2 separate regions of the Homo sapiens genome follow, and region 2 is linked to region 1. A link is a loop called in an ENCODE intact Hi-C map of the cell type or tissue named here. Cell type or tissue: mammary epithelial cell. All regions are shown on one strand. Links, peaks and the distances in the headings refer to the core of each region. The heading gives the core; the rest is flanking DNA. Region 1 has its middle 170 kb from the start of MIR4473. Region 2 has its middle 210 kb from the start of SLC24A2.

Region 1 (10,039 bases), core at 3,836-7,835:
TTAATTAGCATTAGGATGTTTTAACCGCAGCTATTTAGGAGGAGGCTCTTTCTCATGTCAGGTGTTGCATCCCGGAGTCAGAGCTGGTGAGAGAAGATAAAATCCGACACATCCACCTTAAGTTGGAATTTTCAGGAGTGTCCTCATGGCTCCCTGCCCTTCCCTGCACTCACAGCCTTGAAAGCTGGGGCCCTGACTTGGGAACAGCTGTCTTCTCCCATTGGACCACTACAGTCAGTTGCTGATTTGGAGGACAATTCTGAACATATGAAGCACATTACTGGAGCCAAAGCTCTGGATTTCCTCGTTTGCAGTTGATTGATAGGAAGCATTCAACCTTGGATGTGATAAAATCAACCCACTAACCCAGTAATGCATCGAGTAGGAAGTCTTTCCTCTTTAGTTAGCTATTTTAAGTGGCGAGTGTTTCTTTAGCCCTATTTCTCAGGACTCCACAAGCCTTTGTAATTTACAAGTCTTCTTCTACCTAAATGGTCAGAATGCATGCTTTTATTTTATGGACTGGTAGACTGAGGCAAAGGAGTGTTTTAGTCAAGTTAATGTTGGGGACTGTGGGGGGCAGGAAAAAGAATGTCAAATCTCCTGTGGCTTGGCCAGCGGCTGCCAGAATATTGGGCCAGCACCTGCTGGCGCGTTAGTCCATAGGATGGGCATGGTGGAGAGGATGATCAAAACAGGAGATGCTTTCGGTGAATGAGGCTGGCAGGTCATTAGAATTTCAAGAAGATTCTAGAGGAGAATGAAAAGGTGAACTTTAAAAGTGGTGGCAGCTAGATTTGCTTTAGAGAGGAATAGGCATTGGTGGAAGTGAAACAAGGTGGCGATTGATGTTGCAGCCATGTTTTTTAGAAGCTGTAATACTGTCTTGCATCTCTGCTCCTCCTGCTCCTTCAGCTTGGCTAACTCCGGGTTGATCATCTTCCCAGGTTTGGCTTGCACCCCCAACCTCCTCCCACTCCTCTCTACTCAGCCTTAGGCTGGGATTACTCGCTTATGGTCCCTTTAGCACTGTGGCACACCCCTCTCCTAGGACAGATGGCAATTTATCTTTATTTTCTCTCAAGGCTGTAAGCTTCTTGAGGACAGAGATCATGTAATCATCCTTGCATCCTTTGACCTATTTATTAAACAACTATTTTGTACCAGGTACTATGATGAAGGCTTGATAATTAATTCTCACAACAGCCCAATTAAGTAATACTCTCATAGTCTGTATGCTGAGAGGTCTAGGCATAGAGGGATTAAAATCACCTTCAAAAAGTCACACAACTAGTGGATGGTGAGGTACAGATGGAGACATAAGCGATGACCTCAGAGCCATCATTATGCTACATGCTTCCCTAGTGGACCCTCAACAAATACCTGCTGAATTGAACTGGTAATTTGTATTGTGCTTATTTTATTGCACACAGTAGGTGCTTAATTATTTGACTTCAGAACTCATTCAGATTAAAACTTTCATATAAGTCTATGGGAGTAATTTCTTTTGGGTCCTAATATGGTGAATGTAAGAAAACTTCAGTGTTAACACCAGGTGAGCACTGGATGCGTGTCTTTGCAGGTGTTGATAGATTCTGAAGACACGTGGTTTCATTGGTAAAGGTACCTACCTTGTATTATTTCATATCACATCTTCATTACTGTAATTTAAAACAGAATGAGAAATGCTTTCTTCCAGGAGGAGAGTGGATCTGAGGGAGGAGATGAGGAAAGAGAAAGCATCTTCTTATGAAGTTAAGACTCCTGAAACTGTGCCTCAATTCATCTGCGTGTGGTAGAGAATCTATTGATGCAGTAGCCTTTCAGGGGCAGAGACTCTGTAACTGGTTATGAGAGACCTTCCCAGGTGCAGAAGGGGCTGGTGAAAGTATTATGGTCACATTGATCAATCGATGTCCATTTGTACTCTAGGTAACCTCTTCTTAGAAGCCCTCTTCCTGGAATTTTCCTCCCCTTTGCTCACCCTAAATGCAGTACTTCTCTAGCCTTAGGGCCTCAAAACCCCCCTGAAATGACCAACCTCATAGTCATTTCAGTTCCTAGTCATTTAAAACCCCGCTACAATCTGTGAAAGAAAGGAACCTGAGTGCCAATCTTAGAGTTCAAAAAAGTTCTACTCCCATTAATACATCCAAGTTAAAAAGGAAGCTGCTTAGTTTGGCCCCAAGCCAGTTTGCCTTCACCCCCTACTTCTTACTCTTGACTTTTAACAAGGGAAACACCCTGAGTCAAATCCCACAGCGTGATGCTTGGGAATGAGACTGAAATTGAGAGAAGAGTCTTGAGCTTTCATGAGGTTCCAAGTTCATTTATATATTTCCTCCAACACTCAGCACTTAGCCTTAGGGCCAGCTTCCTTGGGTTCCCTTTGTGTGTATCCTCATGGTCCTGAGTTACAACCCATGGGATTAAGTTCTCATCTAGGCAGGCTCCTTTGAAGATGGAAAAACAAATAGGTGAATTAAGAGAATATTTACATATCTCATAGCATCTTCTGCCCAGGTAGGGTGGCTGCTCTGCTCTCTCTCCTCCACCTCTCTTTCCCTGCCTTCTTGAAAAGGACAGTGCCTCACCTACCCACCAGGCCCCAGAGACATGTGAATAACAGTAGGGGAGAGGGAGACACATCAGTTCATGGGCCAGAAGGGATCAAGTTCTCTCTCACCTCTCCTGAAATGCTTAGCCTAGTCTCTACTGCTAAGCTTCCCGGATGGTTACCACTAGACAGGGTAACCCTTTCCTAACCCATTCATGGGCAAATTGAAATACCTAACACCCTCTTCCAGTTCACAGCTGGTTCGAATCAACTCCGTGACAAAAAAAAAAAAAAGCCAGAAGGCAAGGAAACTCAAGCATTTTCATACCATATCTCTTTTTCTTTGACAATAGAAGCAGCTGGTATTGAGACTTACTATGTGCTACTATGTGTTAAGCATGGGGATAGTTTTCTCACAAATATTATTCCATGTAAAGCTCTGTTTTACATACAGTTCAGGTATCTAAAGTTCAGAGAGATTAAGTAACTTGCCCAAGTCTTATGATGGATCCTGGGTCTCTTTATTCCTAAATTCAAGCTCTTCTCATGTACTCCTTTCCAAGCTATCTGCTACCAATATTGCCCTTAGACCTGGGCAAGAGCAGCCCTTTTCCTAGGCCTCAAGCCTAAGAGGGCCCCTCCCCATGAGGTAGTCTGGGGAACAAAGGGCTGTGCCTATCCAAGGCCCAACTCTCCCTGACCAGGCCCCCTTAAACATTAGACAATGTTGTGAACACTGAGGTCCCTGGAGCTCCCTGACCAGAGCCTCAGTTGTGGTTGCCAGATTTAGCAAGTAAAAATACAGGATGAAATAGAAGGTGCATAGTTAAATTTGAATTTCAGATAAATAGCAAATAAAATTTTATTATAATGTCCCATGCAATGCTTAACACACAGTTAATACTTAAAAATTTTTTTGTGATTTATCTGAAATTCAAATGTAACTGGGAATCCTCTATGTTTTGTGTTTTGTGGCAACCCTAGCCTCAGTCCACTTACAGGACCAAGTGAGCTTCTGCTCAGTGGCTATTTGGATAGGATGTTGTATTAGTCAGCTCAGACTGTTGTAACAATGCCACAGACTGAGTGGCTTAAAGAAGAGAAATTTATTTTCTGGAGGCTAGAAGTCCAAGGTCAAGGATTTAGCCAATTTAGTTTCTGGTGAGAGCTCTCTTCCTGGCTTATAGATGGCTGCTTTCTAGATGTGCCCTCCCGTGGCCTTTTCTCTGAGGTCACTAGGAGGGAGGAAGAAGAGACAGGAATAGGGAGAGAAGGAGATCTCTCTTTTCCTCTTCTTATAAGGCCACTAGTTCTATTAAGTTAGCACCTCATCCTTATAATATCATTTAACCTTAACTATACCCTAAAGTCCCTATCTCCAAATATAGTCATGCTGGGGGTTAATACTTCAACATATGAATTTTGGAAGAATACAAACATTTGATTGACAACAGATGTACACAAAGCTAAGACATGTACACTGGGGTGTCCCAAAGCATGCAAACAAGGCCCCTCACAGTGCTAGAAGCAGCCCAGAGAGGGAGAAAATAGGGATTGACTGGGAACTTCCATTTATACTTTTGTTAGGGGTACACCTGCTCCCCAGGCCCCATTTAAAGCATTGATTGCTGTATTTTCTGACTAACTTAATTTTTAATCATAATTTCCTTGGCCAATTCAGTTCATAAAGCATGAACCCCTTTGCTTTCTTTCCTCGATCTGGGGTGGTATGGTGGGTGCTAGAACAAGCTACTCAGAGTTCCACTCTAAAGGAAATTTAAATGTTGCTGCAGATGGCTAAATTGGTTTTTCAGCCTATGTGTGTGAAGGTCGGAGTTTTTGGCTTTACTGTGCAAAAGGTGCCTGATCATGCATAAGACACTGCACCTCTCTGTGGCCCATTTTTTAAAATTCATAACATGTGAAAAATACTTCAGCCTCTTAGAGTGGATGTGAGGGTGAAATGAAATAACACGTGAAAGTATCAAAGTACTTGGCAGGTGTCAGGCCTCATAAATGTAGTTGAATCTGAATAGGCAGGAACAGACCTGGGCTTTTCCTTCTGTGGAGGCTCAGCTGGACCACCCACATGTCAGTTTCCAGCCCAAGGGTCCTTACGTCTTCTGAGAAGCCAAGATGACTCCAAGTCAGGAGCTCCAAATTAGGAGGTCCTGCACCATGGAGTGTGGTTGTCACCTCCACCCAAGCCTTCTGGGACATTTCAGTAAATGAAAACAGGGATATAGCCTTCCAGAACTACCTGACTCTAACTTGGCAAACTCAAAATGGATGACTCAACACTAGGGAAATGAGGAGACTACTTCTATCTAGAGGGAAATGAGGAGACTACTTCTATCTAGAGGGCAAGGAGGACTCTGCCTATGAAGATAGGGCTAAGAAACCCACCACAACAGAGGCCTGAATTATCCCCCTGCACTTTATTAAGACTGCTCAGATCAAGTCTTACTAAGAATCATTAAAAACAAAAAAAAATCGGAGTGCTTCCCAGTGCCAGGTGAGTGCTCTTTCTTGAGCATGAATAGCAAAACATAAAAAGAGAAATGCACATCATTCCCAAGTTCCAGATGGCACGCCAGTGTGCTCAGGGCTTCTCTAACCTTCTCTAGTCTGTGTCTTCAGTATCCTTCCAAGTTTCTTCCTTTCTTCTTTCCCTAGCAATCCCTAGGAACAGCTTTGAGAGAGGTGGTTTACTTTGATGCAGAGAGCATGAATGCTAGTGTCAGAAAGACCTGGGCCCCAACACTGCTCTGCCATCTTCTGGCTAAGTAATCATGGGTAATAGACTTAACTTTTTCCAGCCTGTTTCTTTTTTGACAGTGAATTTTATGACCTACCTTTACCTAGCACAGTGTCTGCCCCTAGAAGGTGCTCACTAAATGGTGGCCATTATTATCAAGGATGATGCTTATTATATATGATACATATAGAAGTATGCTTTATGCTCAAGCAGAACAAATGAATGAATGAAATACGATCTGAAAGTTTCCCTTTGCAAATTTCACAGTTTCACAAAGAAGCAGAAGATAGCCAAGGAGTAACCTGGAGGTTCCATCTTGCCCTGAGCCCCCAGATTAGATGCTCTTTTGAGTCTCTGGTGTTTGCGATTCAGGCTCCAGCTTAGCCTGACAGTGTGAGACACACCTGGCTTCTGCTTGCTTATTGTGTTTGTCTGTCCCCACCCCCTCCATCCTTCATTGATCTGGGTCACGTTTTGCTGTAACCATCCCTGATTTCCTGCAGGACCAAACAAGTAGGCAGCAATAGTTAGGAAATGACAGGCACATACCTTTCAGATAGCATAATCACCCTCATGTCTGGTACAAGTGCCCTGACAAGCTTGCTGCTGTAGTCCACTATGCAAACAGTTCCACCCGCCGCAGGTGAAAAGAATTCTACTTTTCAGGGCTGGGGAAGGCTGATTTTATGCAACAGAAGGTGTTTAATTATTCAGGATACTAGTGTCTTTTTTAGTTCAATTATTCAGGGGTTTCTGAGTACATGACTGTAAATTCAGCATTTGCTGGTCGTAAAGCTTGGACTTGATTGGTTTAGATCCAACCTGCTCAGTATGTCTCTCAAACATGACAGTAACATGGACAAGATAAATAGACATCCCTTCGACAGAGAATCAAGTACAGAGGAAAATTTATCTTTGAAAAATTTTGATTCACAGCTTCTAGCCAATACAAATGGAATGCTTACTTTCATGATGGCCTCCTCCCTTTCAAACCAACACTCACACAACAATTCTTGGAAATCAATAAACAGCTGTTTCTGTATAATGAAAGACATTTATTTTAGATTTACCTTTCCCCCACTCAGATAGTATTGTATGTATCTGTCTTGAATATTTAAAATTAAGGGCTGCTTGCTTACCTGTCAGGGTGCCATGCTTTCCTATCTCAGATGAGAAAACAAACTAAGGACAAAGTACCAGGGATTCCATGTTCTCTTTTGGAGAAATGATTTCTTTAGCACAGAGACACGTGTTACCCTAAGAAAGCAGATCTTGACTGCTGCTGATAGATACTTTATTAAAAATTCACCGCCTATCTCATTTGCTGTGCTGGGTTCTAATGAAACCTTCTATAAAGCGATATCTAGTTATTTCTCTTGGATTATTTATTCATTCAACAAACATCAATTGAGCTTCTACTATGGTATGTTAGGTTGCATAATGGGAGTACAACAGTATATGGATCCCAGTTCCTGTCCTTGGAAAGCTTACAGTGAGGCTCAAGACAAACATTAATTTTAAAAAAAGAAAGAAATAGCCTGGAGCCAAGAAGGCCGAATGGGAACAGCTCCGGTCTACAGCTCCCAGCGTGAGCGACACAGAAGATGGGTGATTTCTGCATTTCAAACTGAGGTACTGGTTTCATCTCACTGGGGAGTGCCAGACAGTAGGTGCAGGACAGTGGGTGCAGTACACCGTGTGCGAGCCGAAGCAGGGCAAGGCATTGCCTCACCCGGGAAGCACAAGGGGTCAGGGAATTCCCTTTCCTAGTAAAAGAAAGGGGTGACAGAGGGCACCTAGAAAATTGGGTCACTCCCACCCCAATACTGCACTTTTCCAATGGGATTAAAAACCGGCACACCAGGAGATTATATCCCGCATATGGCTCAGAGGGTCCTACGCCCACAGAGTCTCGCTCATTGCTAGCACAGCAATCCGAGATCAAACTGCAAGGTGGCAGCGAGGCTGGGGGAGGGGCACCTGCCATTGCCGAGTTAGCTGTTTGATTAGGGAAACAAAGCGGCGGGAAGTTCGAACTGGGTGGAGCCCACCACAGCTCAAGGAGGCCTGCCTGCCTCTGTAGGCTCCACCTCTGGGGGCAGGGCACAGACAAACAAAAAGACAGCAGTAACCTCTGCAGACTTAAATGTCCCTGTCTGACAGCTTTGAAGAGAGCATGGTTCTCCCAGTACGCAGCTGGAGATCTGAGAACAGGCAGACTGCCTCCTCAAGTGGGTCCCTGACCCCCGAGTAGCCTAACTGGGAGGCACCCCCCAGTAGGGGCGGACTGACACCTCACACAGCCAGGTACTCCTCTGAGACAAAACTTCCAGAGGAACGATCAGGCAGCAGCATTTGCGTTTCACCAAAATCTGCTGTTCTGCAGCCACTGCTGCTGATACCCAGGTGAACAGGGTCTGGAGTGGATCTCTGGCAAACTCCAACAGACCTGCAGCTGAGGGTCCTGTCTGTTAGAAGGAAAACGAACAAACAGAAAGGACATCCACACCAAAAACCCATCTGTACGTCACCATCATCAAAGACCAAAGGTACACAAAACCACAAAGATGGGAAAAAAACAGAGCAGAAAAACTGGACACTCTAAAAATCAGAGCGCCTCTCCTCCTCCAAAGGAACACAGCTCCCCACCAGCAACAGAGCAAAGCTGGATGGAGAATGACTTTGACGAGTTGAGAGAAGAAGGCTCAGATGATCAAACTACTCTGAGCTACAGGAGGAAATTCAAACCAATGGCAAAGAAGTTAAAAGCTTTGAAAACAAATTAGATTAATGGATAACTAGAATAACCAATGCAGAGAAGTCCTTAGAGGACCTGATGGAGCTGAAAACCAAGGCACGAGAGCTACGTGATGAATGCAGAAGCCTCAGTAGCTGATGCGATCAACTGGAAGAAAGGGTATCAGCGATGGAAGACGAAATGAATGAAATGAAGTGTGAAGAGAAGGTTAGAGAAAAAAGAATAAAAAGAAACAAACAAAGCCTCCAAGAAATATGGGACTATGTGAAAAGACCAAATCTACGTCTGACTGGTGTATCTGAAAGTGACGGGGAGAATGGAACCAAGTTGGAAAACACTCTGCAGGATATTATCCAGGAGAACTTCCCCAATCTAGCAAGGCAGGCCAACATTCAAATTCAGGAAATACAGAGAACGCCACAAAGATACTCCTCGAGAAGAGCAACTCCAAGACACATAATTGTCAGATTCACCAAAGTTGAAATGAAGGAAAAAATGTTAAGGGCAGCCAGAGAGAAAGGTCGGGTTACCCGCAAAGGGAAGCCCATCAGACTAACAGCTGATCTCTTGGCAGAAACTCTCCAAGCCAGAAGAGAGTGGGGACCAATATTCAACATTTTTAAAGAAAATAATTTTCAACCCAGAATTTCATATCCAGCCAAACTAAGCTTCGTAAGTGAAGGAGAAATAAAATACTTTACAGACAAGCAAAAGCTGAGAGATTTTGTCACCACCAGGCCTGCCCTAAAAGAGCTCCTGAAGGAAGCATTAAACATGGAAAGGGACAACCAGTACCAGCCACTGCAAAAACATGCCAAATTGTAAAGACCATCAAGGCTAAGAAGAAACTGCATCAACTAACTAGCAAAATAACCAGCTAACATCATAATGACAGGATCAAATTCACACATAACACTATTAACTTTAAATGTAAATGGACTAAATGCTTCAATTAAAAGACACAGACTGGCAAATTGGATAAAGATTCAAGACCCGTCAGTGTACTGTATTCAGGAAACCCATCTCATGTGCAGAGACACACATAGGCTCAAAATGCAGGGATGGAGGAAGATCCACCAAGCAAACGGAAAACAAAAAAAGGCAGGGGTTGCAATCCTAGTCTCTGATAAAACAGACTTTAAACCAAGAAAGATCAAAAGAGACAAAGAAGGCCATTACATAATGGTAAAGGGATCAATTAAACAAGAAGAGCTAACTATCCTAAATATATATGCACCCAATACAGGAGAACCCAGATTCATAAAGCAAGTCCTGAGTGACCTACAAAGAGACTTAGACTCCCACACAATAATAATGGGAGACTTTAACACCCCACTGTCAACATTAGACAGATCAACGAGACAGAAAGTTAACAAGGATACCCAGGAATTGAACTCAGCTCTGCACCAAGCAGACCTAATAGACATCTACAGAATTCTCCACTCCAAATCAACAGAATATACATTCTTTTCAGCACCACACCACACCTACTACAAAATTGACCACATAGTTGGAAGTAAAGCACTCCTCAGCAAATGTAAAAGAACAGAAATTATAACAAACTGTCTCTCAGACCACAGTGCAATCAAACTAGAACTCAGGATTAAGAAACTCACTCAAAACCACTCAACTACATGGAAACTGAACAACCTGCTCCTGAATGACTACTGGGTAAATAATGAAGTGAAGGCAGAAATAAAGATGTTCTTTGAAACCAACGAGAACAAAGACACCACATACCAGAATCTCTGGGACACATTCAAAGCAGTGTGTAGAGGGAAATTTATAGCACTAAATGCCCACAAGAGAAAGCAGGAAAGATCTAAAATTGACACCCTAACATCACACTTAAAAGAACGAGAAAAGCACATTCAAAAGCTAGCAGAAGGCAAGAAATAACTAAGATCAGAACAGAACTGAAGGAAATAGAGACACAAAAAACCCTTCAAAAAATTAACGAATCCAG
Region 2 (10,039 bases), core at 1,989-5,988, 240 kb after region 1:
GGTTCATACTTTAAAAAAAAAGGATTTCCTGAGTCTAAATTCCCCAAAGTAGGACTACTGTACCAAAATGTAGGAACATTTTGATAGCTTGAAATTTCTAAATCAAATCTCATAAGACGAAGTAGTTTCTCCTACAGTGGTGCATTTCTCTCTGACAATAGCATGCTCACCATATCGACAGAGAAAACAAGAGTGGATTTTGGCTGACTTGTGGATATGTGGCTATGTGGCTAATTGCTGGATTAGAGTCTTACAAGCATCATTTTGCCTGTGGTCATGGGCATAGTTTTGTATAAGTGTGTTACGTGTTCAAGTGTTTGGTTAGTTGCCATATATTATCTGCAGTGACCATTCTTTATACATTTTGGGGGAATCCTCTCATATAGATTTGTTACACAAAATCCTTCCCTCACCACCATATCTAATTCAACAAACAAAATGAATGCCAAATAGGCAGGCAGAACCAGATTTATCATTTATGGGGCCTAGTACAGGTCCCCTTTTCGAAAGCTATTAAGAATTTCAGGATGCTGACAACAGACCATTAAACCAAGCACAGAGCCATCTAAACACGGGGCCATTTGTGAATGTATTGGTTGTACATCCGTAGAGTCAGCCCTACAGGTAGGTGGAGGATGTGTGTGGAGGCTACAGCTAAGAAAAACCCTGTTATGTGGAATACAGCCAGCCCTGCTGTTGTCCCCTCCTGAAACCACCAGACATGGGCAGTGGGCAAGGAGGGAGGAAAAATCCAGAAGTGTTTGGCTGTTCTATATATGGAAGAAGACAAACCAGAAACTTCTGTGACCTCCTTGGTGACAGTCACTGTGAGTGCACCAGTCTGGAGTTTCCATCATTTACCTGTCCCATCTGTGGTTAAGAGAGTGAGCTCTCAACTATGATTGCCTGAGTTCAAGTCCTAACTCTGTGATGTACCAGCAGTGGGACATTGAAGTATGTTATCTTCAGTTTACTCATCTACAAAATGGGTCTAATAAGGGTACCTGAGTTTGTTTTAACAGTAAGTGCAGTGACACTCCTTTTGTGCTTATGCCTGATTATACCCTGAGTAGATTTTCCTGGTGTTATGCTATTATCTTTTCAAAAGGGTACCAAACTAATAATTGTTACTGAAAAAAAAAAAAAAAAAAGGTTTGTAGCTTGCAGTAAGCCTTTTGGTAGAATAAAGTGCTAATCATTTTTCTAACATGGCAGCCTTTTGTGCATTGCTCAGAGACACCTTTCAACTACTGGTACATCAGTGCTGGCTCAACAGCCTACGTAGACACAGAGTTGGGGTGAAATGGTAGTGCTATTGGTATTACTATTACTCTTCCGATGTTGAAATCTTGTGGTGACAAGCAGAATGCTTGTCTCTGCACCAGAGGTGGTGGTACTAAAACAATCCTTGTGGATTCATCAGCATTTACCTAAGTATGTTCCACTAAAGCAGGGCTTTAGTCCTCAGCCCTGAGGACTGCCTCAAACTTTTGAAAATCAAAAGAATTCTATCAATAAATAAATTTTAGAAATGCTGTATTAAACTCACATAAACAGTATTCTTACCTTTAGTATTCTTATGTGGACTTACATATTTTCCATGAAGTACATTTTTCTGGGAATATATCACAGAACTGATGTTTCAATAAACACATTTTGGGAGATAGCACTCTACTAAATATTTTAGTGCTGGATCAAAGTAGGTGTTGCTTTGTGAAGCTTTTTTTCTTTGGGAGAGGCAACCTTTAACCAGAGGCATCATAAATAAAAGACATGTCTGTATAATGCCCAAATCCATGTAACAAATCTTAAAGACTCGGTAGGAAGATGCTTAGCAACCTCTTTGGTGATGTGGCAAGCAGGCCTCAAAGTTGGCGGATGACATGGAATAGAGATGAATATCCACCAAACTCAGCCATTGCCAGTGGAGGGTGGACTGAGACGCCTTTTTTCACAGTGGTTCTATTTTTGATTCCCATGTGATTTACCCAAAAAAGGCAGGGCCTTGACACCTTGGGGACAGTTATGCTTATTCTCAGCTCAGCAGATTGGGCGAGAATGATTTAAGCAGCAAAGGAAAATTAATTGGTTGCCTTGGCTTCTTCCCCTTCCTGCTAGGCTTAACCCCCTTCCAGATTTCTTCCGCAGGACAGTTCCCTTCTCTCCATGCAGACCTGAGCCAAAATAGAGTGCCAGGAGGGTGAGAGGGTGCGTTGTGAGGCATGCAGAGCACTCTCCACAGGTAAACCTGCAGCTTTGCAGGAAGGTGGATGCACACTCCCTCCTATCCTCAGCCCACTCATTGCTGGATCTAAGAGGACAGGATGTGTGGCGCAGCAGGGACAATGCAGGCTCTGCCATCAGAAACGAAGTGCTGATCCTCCAGGCTTTAACTTTCTCCTTTGTGGCCCACAAAATGCAACTGCCACGTTTGCATTTGATTGTTTATTTTTAAAGTGAGGGTGGGCCCATTAGAGCAATGGATGGGGAGAGAAAGGGCCTCAAAACGTGATCTTTGCTCTTGGATACCAAGATAATATTCATCTTACTATCCATTAGGGTCAGATGACCCTTCTAAGCTTAAAAAGCAATAATTCCAAGTTATGCTTCCTGCCTCCTTCCGTCCTCCACACCCTCTCATACATAACTTTTCTGTCTCAACAGTGATCCTGTTTTTCCCATGAAAGTTTTCTCTGTGTATAGAGGAGGAACAGTCTCACATTTTACTGTTAACTTAGTCTCTAGGGCATGTATATTTCCTGTCTTTATGCTTAAGGCAAAACTGGGGTCCATTCTTTAGTTCAAAATCAGAGCCTTAAAATTATATAACACTGACACATAAGAAACTCCAGTGCAAAAAAATGTGGCAGATATGGAGACTGCGGGAGAAGAGATCCATGTGTCGTGAGTTCCTGATCTTCACTGAGCTCCTACAGCAGTTATTGTTTGTTGCCAGGTGGTCTATTCTCAGGGCCGTTTGTGTTCTGATGTTTCTCCCTTGTCCTCCAATGAGACTGGATAAACTTTTTGAAGATAGAGTTTATACCTATACAATGTTTATCAAGAACTGGCACAAAAGTCTCTGAAACTCCAGTTGAAGGTATGTTTTCACCCTCTGATGATTATAGGGCAGTCTGGATCCAACCTGCCTAGGTCAAATTCTGTCTCTGCTACTAACTAGCTGCATACTAGCTACTTGGGCAAGATTCCTCCAATTCCTTATCCATAAAATAGGGAACTGTTATGAGCAAAGTCCATGTAATATGCTTAGCACAGTTTCTGGCACCTAATGGTACTTCAAAAGGTGAAATAATAATGTTCATTAAGTGCCAACCATTTCCATACATACTAGTTTAAAATCTTTTAAAGTAGGAATTATTACCTCCATTTTACAGCTAGAAAAATAGTAAATCAGAGAAATGTGGTTTTTTAGTTGCAGATCGATCACAAAGTGAGCAGCAGCACAGGTCTGTGTAACCCCAAAGACTGAGACTCCAGCACAGGTCTGTGTAACCCCAAAGACTGCAGTCTCTGAACCTCTCCACACTGTCTTGAACATTCAGGCCATTAAGACCCTGAACTGGGGAACTCCTAGTCTAGCTCTTTAGTCACTTGGCAAAATTGCCACCAGTGACCCGGATGAAGAGGTTGAAAACAGGCCCCTTCTAGACTTTGATTCTCAGCCATGGGTGTTGACTGCTTTGTGCCTCCTGGGTCCCCCTGATGAAACTCTGTGACTCTGGCTCAGGATGACTGTAAGGCAGGACACAGGAGGTCAGCCCTGTAATTCCATAACTGCTCACTCACTGACTGCTTAGTGAGAAACCATGATGACAGCTGGGATCCTTTCCGTGATGAGTAATTACCCTGTCACACAAATCTATTTAGACCACATCCTTCTGGGGTACAACCACCAGTTGATTTAAAATGCAAACCTTTTGTAGCTCATTGCCATGAGGATGAAATATAGAGTTTACTCAGACTTTTCTTTGTTGGAGTATTTATTGTAAATCATTAGTTACTATGAGTTGCTACCCATACATCAAGCAATTCCTACCTAGCCCTGAGTGCTGAAAGAATTCTCTGTGCTTTTCTAGAAAAGGTACCATTTGTCCAAGAATATAATTACTGTATACTTTTTAAAAATCCCAAGCTCATATATTTGTGTAGAGAAACTCAGGCCCAAGGACACCCAATTAACTGGGAACACTCAGTGTGGTTTTCAATACAGGAACCACAAGTCTTCAGGGATGTTAATGAACATGGATAATAAATGCCTCACCTACTACTCAGGCTTCCAGCCAGGGAGGCGAAGGAGTGACAGGCAAAGCCGTGGCTCCCTGCTCCAAGTCTTGCACTAAACACTTTATATAGGTCTTTAATTCTCCCAATAGCCCCAGTGGGTAGGCATTAGCATCTTCATTTTACAGATGAACAAATTGGGGATCCCCATCTTACACCATGAAGCAGTGGAACCAAAACTCATACTGAAAATAATTGACTTTCCCAAGTCTCTCTGCTATATCACCACACACAAAGAGACTTGCAGCCCCAGCTAGCTTATTTCTGGCTTCTGCTGGTCTGATTCTTCTGTGGGTGGCTTTAGAACAAATAGGATGGCTGAGGTCCCCCATCATCAGGGCTGCCGTTGAACATGAAGGAGGAAAGCTGCTATGTATAGCAAGCATTTTTATCTTGCCACCAACAAAGATCAAGCACACAAAATCTGAATCCCCCCAGGGGTGGGAGAAGGAGTGAGTTTCTATTTCTCCCAGACCATTCTGTCCAGAGCACACAGCAATATGGGCAGACAATTAGTATGAACGGATTTGAGCAAAACAGCAAATCTGATTGATGCTGAAAGCACACCCATGTGGGAGCACACAAAGGGATGGAGAAGAGGGGTGGTCATAGGAAGCGGGGCCTGCTTAAAAATTCTAATCCTCATAAGCTTCTGAGGAAGCTGCTCTTTTCACTGGGCAGGTTTTTAATATTTATTGCTGGGGGCTGTTTTAATCCTAATGAAAATAGCATGTCCCTAGGAAAAGAAATGCTGGAGCTACAATGAATGAATGTGGCTCTGGCATTTAAAATGTCTCACAAGGCTCACAGAGGGTAGAGGTGACCCGGAAGTGAATCATTGACAGGCTTCAGGAAGTACTGCTGCCAGAAGGAAGTTGAGCTCAAAACAGGGTATGTGTGGGCGAGTTCAGGCTGAGTTAACCCCTGAATGGGTCTGAATGGAAGACCCATTTCTGAAGAGGGGCACACTCAGAGTTCATCTGCCAGAGTTTGAATCCTAGCCCTGCCATGTCTAAATCTCAATCTCCCATCTCTAAAATGGAGAAAATGATAATTACAGATTTTGTTGTTTCATTGTGAAGACCAATTGAGACAATGAATGTAAATTACTTACCACAGCTTCCGGCACAGAGTAAGTGCTAAATAGTGAGAGATGCATTATTATTAATATAATTTTTATTATTGTATGGCTTATCCTTAATAGTATTGGCTTTTTTCCCAAAAATATAAGGATGCCAGGTATGAACTAAGAGATAGTAACTAGGAGGGCCTATTGGAAAGAGCCAGAGAAAATTAATGCTGAATCTTCTATTGATAAAATTCTGATTCAAATCTGATTCAAACTGAGAAGGAAATAAGAGCTTCTCTTTTGCAGTGAGGGACACAGGCAAATTAACTATTTATCCAAATACAGTTTCATTGGCAAATAAAATGTGTTGCCTGAGTCCAACCATGTCATCAAGTAAGATCTCAACAGAGCTGAATCTGTGTGTAATTCTGAAGACTGGAGTTTGTCTTGCTCACTCCTAGCTGCTGTTGTACGCCTGTTTTTTCATGAGTGGAATCATTTCTAACCACTCAGTAAATTCTCTCTGTTTACCTCTCCCCTTCTATAATAGTGGATCTGTGACTGGGGTTTCCCTTTCTGTTGTTGGGTGAGTCTGACACTTGCTGAGAGTGTGCTGAATGATCCTGACCACCTCCTCTGATCTTCTTGGGCTCACAAATGGGGACCTCAGTTCCTCACTCCAAGGAATAGCTTAAGAATGTAAAAGGTATCATGACCTAAACTAATATGGTACGTCCACTTCCATATGAAAGTCAAAATCAAAGTTGTATCAAACTGTAAAGTAAACTTACTTTTTGAGGTGACATAAAGCTTAAATGGGTACTGGAATTATCTTTATTCTAATTTCTCTCTTTCTCTTTCTCTTTCTTTCTGTGCCCCTGCTTTGCTGGTTCCCTAAACTCACACCTAGTCTGATTATTGCAAATCTAGCACCAAGACCAGATTCCAAAAATTATTAAGAAGAAACAGTAAAATTGTGATGACTAAGTTCTAAATCTCTCTTCTTGTCTTGAGGAAAATGCTCTGTGCTCTCTCTCGTAATTATTCTCAAGAAGCATGCCTAGTTGAAGAGCTCAGCAAATTGTTTGCTTTTTTTGCCTTTTTTTTTTCACCATCTTTTGCCTGCAATAATGGACAGTCTCCCAACTCGTTGTCTCCCTCTCTTTTGTCTTGTTCTCCTTTACTTCATTCTCCATGCTTTTACCACTGAGCGCTTTCTAAAATTCAAATCTAATAATGTTGCTACTTAGTTTAATACCTTCTAATGGCTCCTTATAACTAGAGCTACAATTCTCAAACCAGGGAAACGTACCACTTGGGGTAAGGTGTTACTCGTTATGGAGGGTGTGAAGGCATAGGATAATCATGATGGATCTCCTTTTTTTTTTTTTTTTTTTTTTGAGACGGAGTCTCACTCTTGTCACCCAGGCTGGAGTGGTGCAGTGGCACCATCTCGGCTCACTGCAACCTCCACCTCCCAGGTTCAAGCGATTCTCCTCCCTCAACCTCCTGAGTAGCTGGGATTCCAGGCACCTGCCAGCATGCCTGGCTTAGTTTTGTATTTTTTTAGTAGAGACAGGATTTCACCATGTTGGCCAGGCTGGTCTTGAACTCCTGACCTCAGGTGATCCACGCACCTCAGCCTCCCAAAGTGTGGGATTACAGGCATAAGCCACCGCACCTGGCATTGATGGATCTTCTTTAACGCCAAGAGTGATGAATGTGATGTATTCATATATTAACAAATATAAATATGTTACGGAGTGGAACACATAATCGACTCAAATATTAGAGACTAAATATGGTATTTCAGAGGAATTTCACAGGAGTCACTGGCTTCTGACCATGCCCCAGGACTTATGAAAATATTCAATCACTCTCCTAAAACAGAATAGAAAAGTTGGTGAAGCATTACCCTGAACAGTAAAATCAAACCCTTTGATGCAAAGAAAATTCTCTGAAATCTGAAGCCAGCCTTTTCTTCACAGCACCATATTTCTTTCCCAACTTTACCCTATCTGACACCCCATGCTCCTTACATAGTTCATGCATGCACAGTTACAAGCATCTTTGCTAATTTTACTCTTCTAGCTCTATGTCTCTGAAACACCTGTCTTGAAGCATGCATCTTCTTAAAAAGGTTGAAAGTAGTGGTTCTCTTCCAACCTTCCCTTTACTTTACCCAAAGAATCCAGTCTACCTTTCTCCCCAGATAGCCTCTAAGAAGTTAGCTCAGCAGTGTGTATGCATGTTCATCTCTAAAGAGGAGAGGGGCCTAGGCCAGGCTGCCTTGACTAAGCACATGATGCCTGCCCCATCTGTTGAACATCAGGAAATGGTGAGTGATTGAGGGCTAGATGCTGGGGTGCACTGCCTAGATTTGCATATGGGCTCCCTCACTTATCAACTGGATGATCTTGAACTAACTAGCTAACTGCTCTGTGCCTCAAATTCCTCATGTCTACAGTAAAGATTATAGCAGAATAATATTTCTGTAAAGAAGGTCAAAGAGTTTAAATGTGTTAAATGCTTCAAAGAATGTCTGGTACCTAAATGAACATTAGTTATGATCATTCTTAACCTCTCCTTGCTAGTAGGAGGGAGTTGGCTCAAAATATCTAGTGTTCTTATGAAAAAGACCCTGGTCCTCAGGTATTCTCACATGGCCCCATCACAGCCTAAGTCCTGTGGCTCATAGGATGAGTGTACTCTGGGAATAAAGTTCTGTTTTTCTTTCCTTCCCCAGAGCCAGGACATTCTAAGGCACCCACACATAACCTCCACGCTCTCTTTACCTCTGTGGCATGTGTGTTATAAAAGAGACTGAAGGATGAACATATTTCTAAAATAGAAGTCATGAGGGAAAAGTTTAATGTTGAATTGATTAATATTTTAATTTTTAAATTGAGATATGATTTTTAAGTCTAAAAGATACGCGTGAAAGAAGAAAGAGGAAAAAAGGAGCCAATATTTGTTGCAAGTTTATGTACCAGATTTCAATCCTCAATCCCTATCATATTCCTACTTAAGGGAAATAATTATCCTTCTATGGAGAAAAAAAAAAAAGGCCTGAGATATTAACTACCACAGGGGTTAAATCCCCTCACCATCCGCCAAATTAAATCGCCATGGCATTTCCTCCTACTGAAATTCAATGTCCATGACATTTTAAGGTAAAGGGTGTTGTTTTAGTCATTTTTAATTAGTGATATCTCCATTCTCTGGAAAACAGACTTCTCAAATCCCACCCGCTCACTCTGTATATTGGTACATTGGAAGAGACCTCTCAGTGAAGTATGTCTCTGCAGAGTGTGCAAAGGCTTCAATAGCATAAGCTGGTTCTAGGGCAGACTAAAGGAAGGAGCTCAGGGTGCTGTAGAGAGTTGTTGAGGACCGGTGCATGAAGCCACACTATCTTCAGGGAAGTAGATGGCAGCCCATGTCCGATCCTCACATATGCAGAGGCCCTCAGAGGTCCTTGGGAAGCCACTCTGCTTGCCAACTTGGGCATTCCCTCATAGCATGCCAACTCCTGGCTCTCAATCTGAGAGTGGTAAGTGATGCTTCAACAGAGTCAAGAGCCTGGTCCTCAATTCCTCTTAGGCATGACTTGTTAAACTACTGTGAATGAGCGAACGTGAAAAACCTTGCAGCTGCTAGACCCACAGGTGCCCAACACATTGGGACATAAACCAATTGGCAGTGTTCTAGTCAGGAATTTGTATGACTCAGAAAGGAGGGTGAGAGCTTGGTCAGGACTCTTGCCCACAGAATTTATTGTGTGCATGGGTAATTACCCTGGTTATTCATGCTAAGGCTGTCTTTCCATAGTTTGTTTTTTTTGTTTTGTTTTTGTTTTTTGCCAATGGTCACAGTTTGTTATTGCCTTAAAATTTAGCAATTGGCAGCAGAGGACAGCTGAGATAATGAGACTTTGCAGTGTCTTTCCCTGACGAAGGAGATTGTCATCACTCCATTTAATGTGTTCTTTTCCACTAGAAGCAGGTGCAGCAGCCTGTTGCAATGGAAACAGCAGCTCACCTGGAGCCAGGCAGATCACCATTCTAATCCCAGCTCTGCCACCTGCCAGCTATGTGAACTTCTGCAATCTACTTGGTCTATCTTTACCTCAGTTTCCTAGTACACACGGCTGCTGTGAAGATTAATTACAAACGAGTAAGATAATGATGGAAGGATGCTCAGCAATAGTGGGGTCTCAATAACTGGGTGTTTCTCCTTCTCTTCCTGTTTTTAGATCTGACTGTTTTCACCATGGGCATTAATGATTGTGTTTTCAATCACTAGCATGAAGTTCAAGGCTCTGTTACTAGTGGTAATGGGAGATTTAATGGTAATATTCTCGAGGGACTAACATTTTCCTGGGAGAGAAGACATAGTTAGGGAATAGAACAGGACCACGAAATGCTCAATTATCTCCTGCACACTCTCAGACCAAGATGGGGTAGAACTCTGTGTGGGCTCTGCTTATCAGGTTTAGCTTCACGGAGGAGGAGATGTGGAATGAAGAATTAATGTGGCACGCTGCCCTGAACATAGTAGCAGGTACTCTATAAATGTTAACCGTGTTGAATGACTGCACATATTTAATGTTCGGAATGAATAACTTTCTAGTTTATGGTGTAAGCTGCTCAGAGGAAAAGTGAGCAT

The links. A loop is a pair of places that touch in the nucleus more often than their neighbours do. Peaks named below come from ENCODE experiments on the same cell type or tissue, not always from the same donor. Only the 100,000 strongest peaks of a DNase experiment are listed, where the experiment ranks them.
Region 2: it touches region 1 in a loop (3-fold over the local background); 1 of 110 quality-filtered maps calls a loop at or near these places.

What each region holds. Positions count from the first base shown.
Region 1 is chr9:20,232,690-20,242,728 of GRCh38, reverse strand. It overlaps a transcript of SLC24A2 not described here. Among named protein-coding and RNA genes, the nearest start is that of MIR4473, 170 kb to the left of the region's middle. In mammary epithelial cell, for the core only: no CTCF peak of the experiment used is centred there; a DNase peak (open chromatin) is centred at 5,838; H3K27ac peaks cover 1,800 bases.
Region 2 is chr9:19,993,478-20,003,516 of GRCh38, reverse strand. It overlaps a transcript of SLC24A2 not described here. Among named protein-coding and RNA genes, the nearest start is that of SLC24A2, 210 kb to the right of the region's middle. RefSeq lists an enhancer at 3,018-4,217. In mammary epithelial cell, for the core only: no CTCF peak of the experiment used is centred there; DNase peaks (open chromatin) are centred at 3,846 and 4,236; H3K27ac peaks cover 2,567 bases.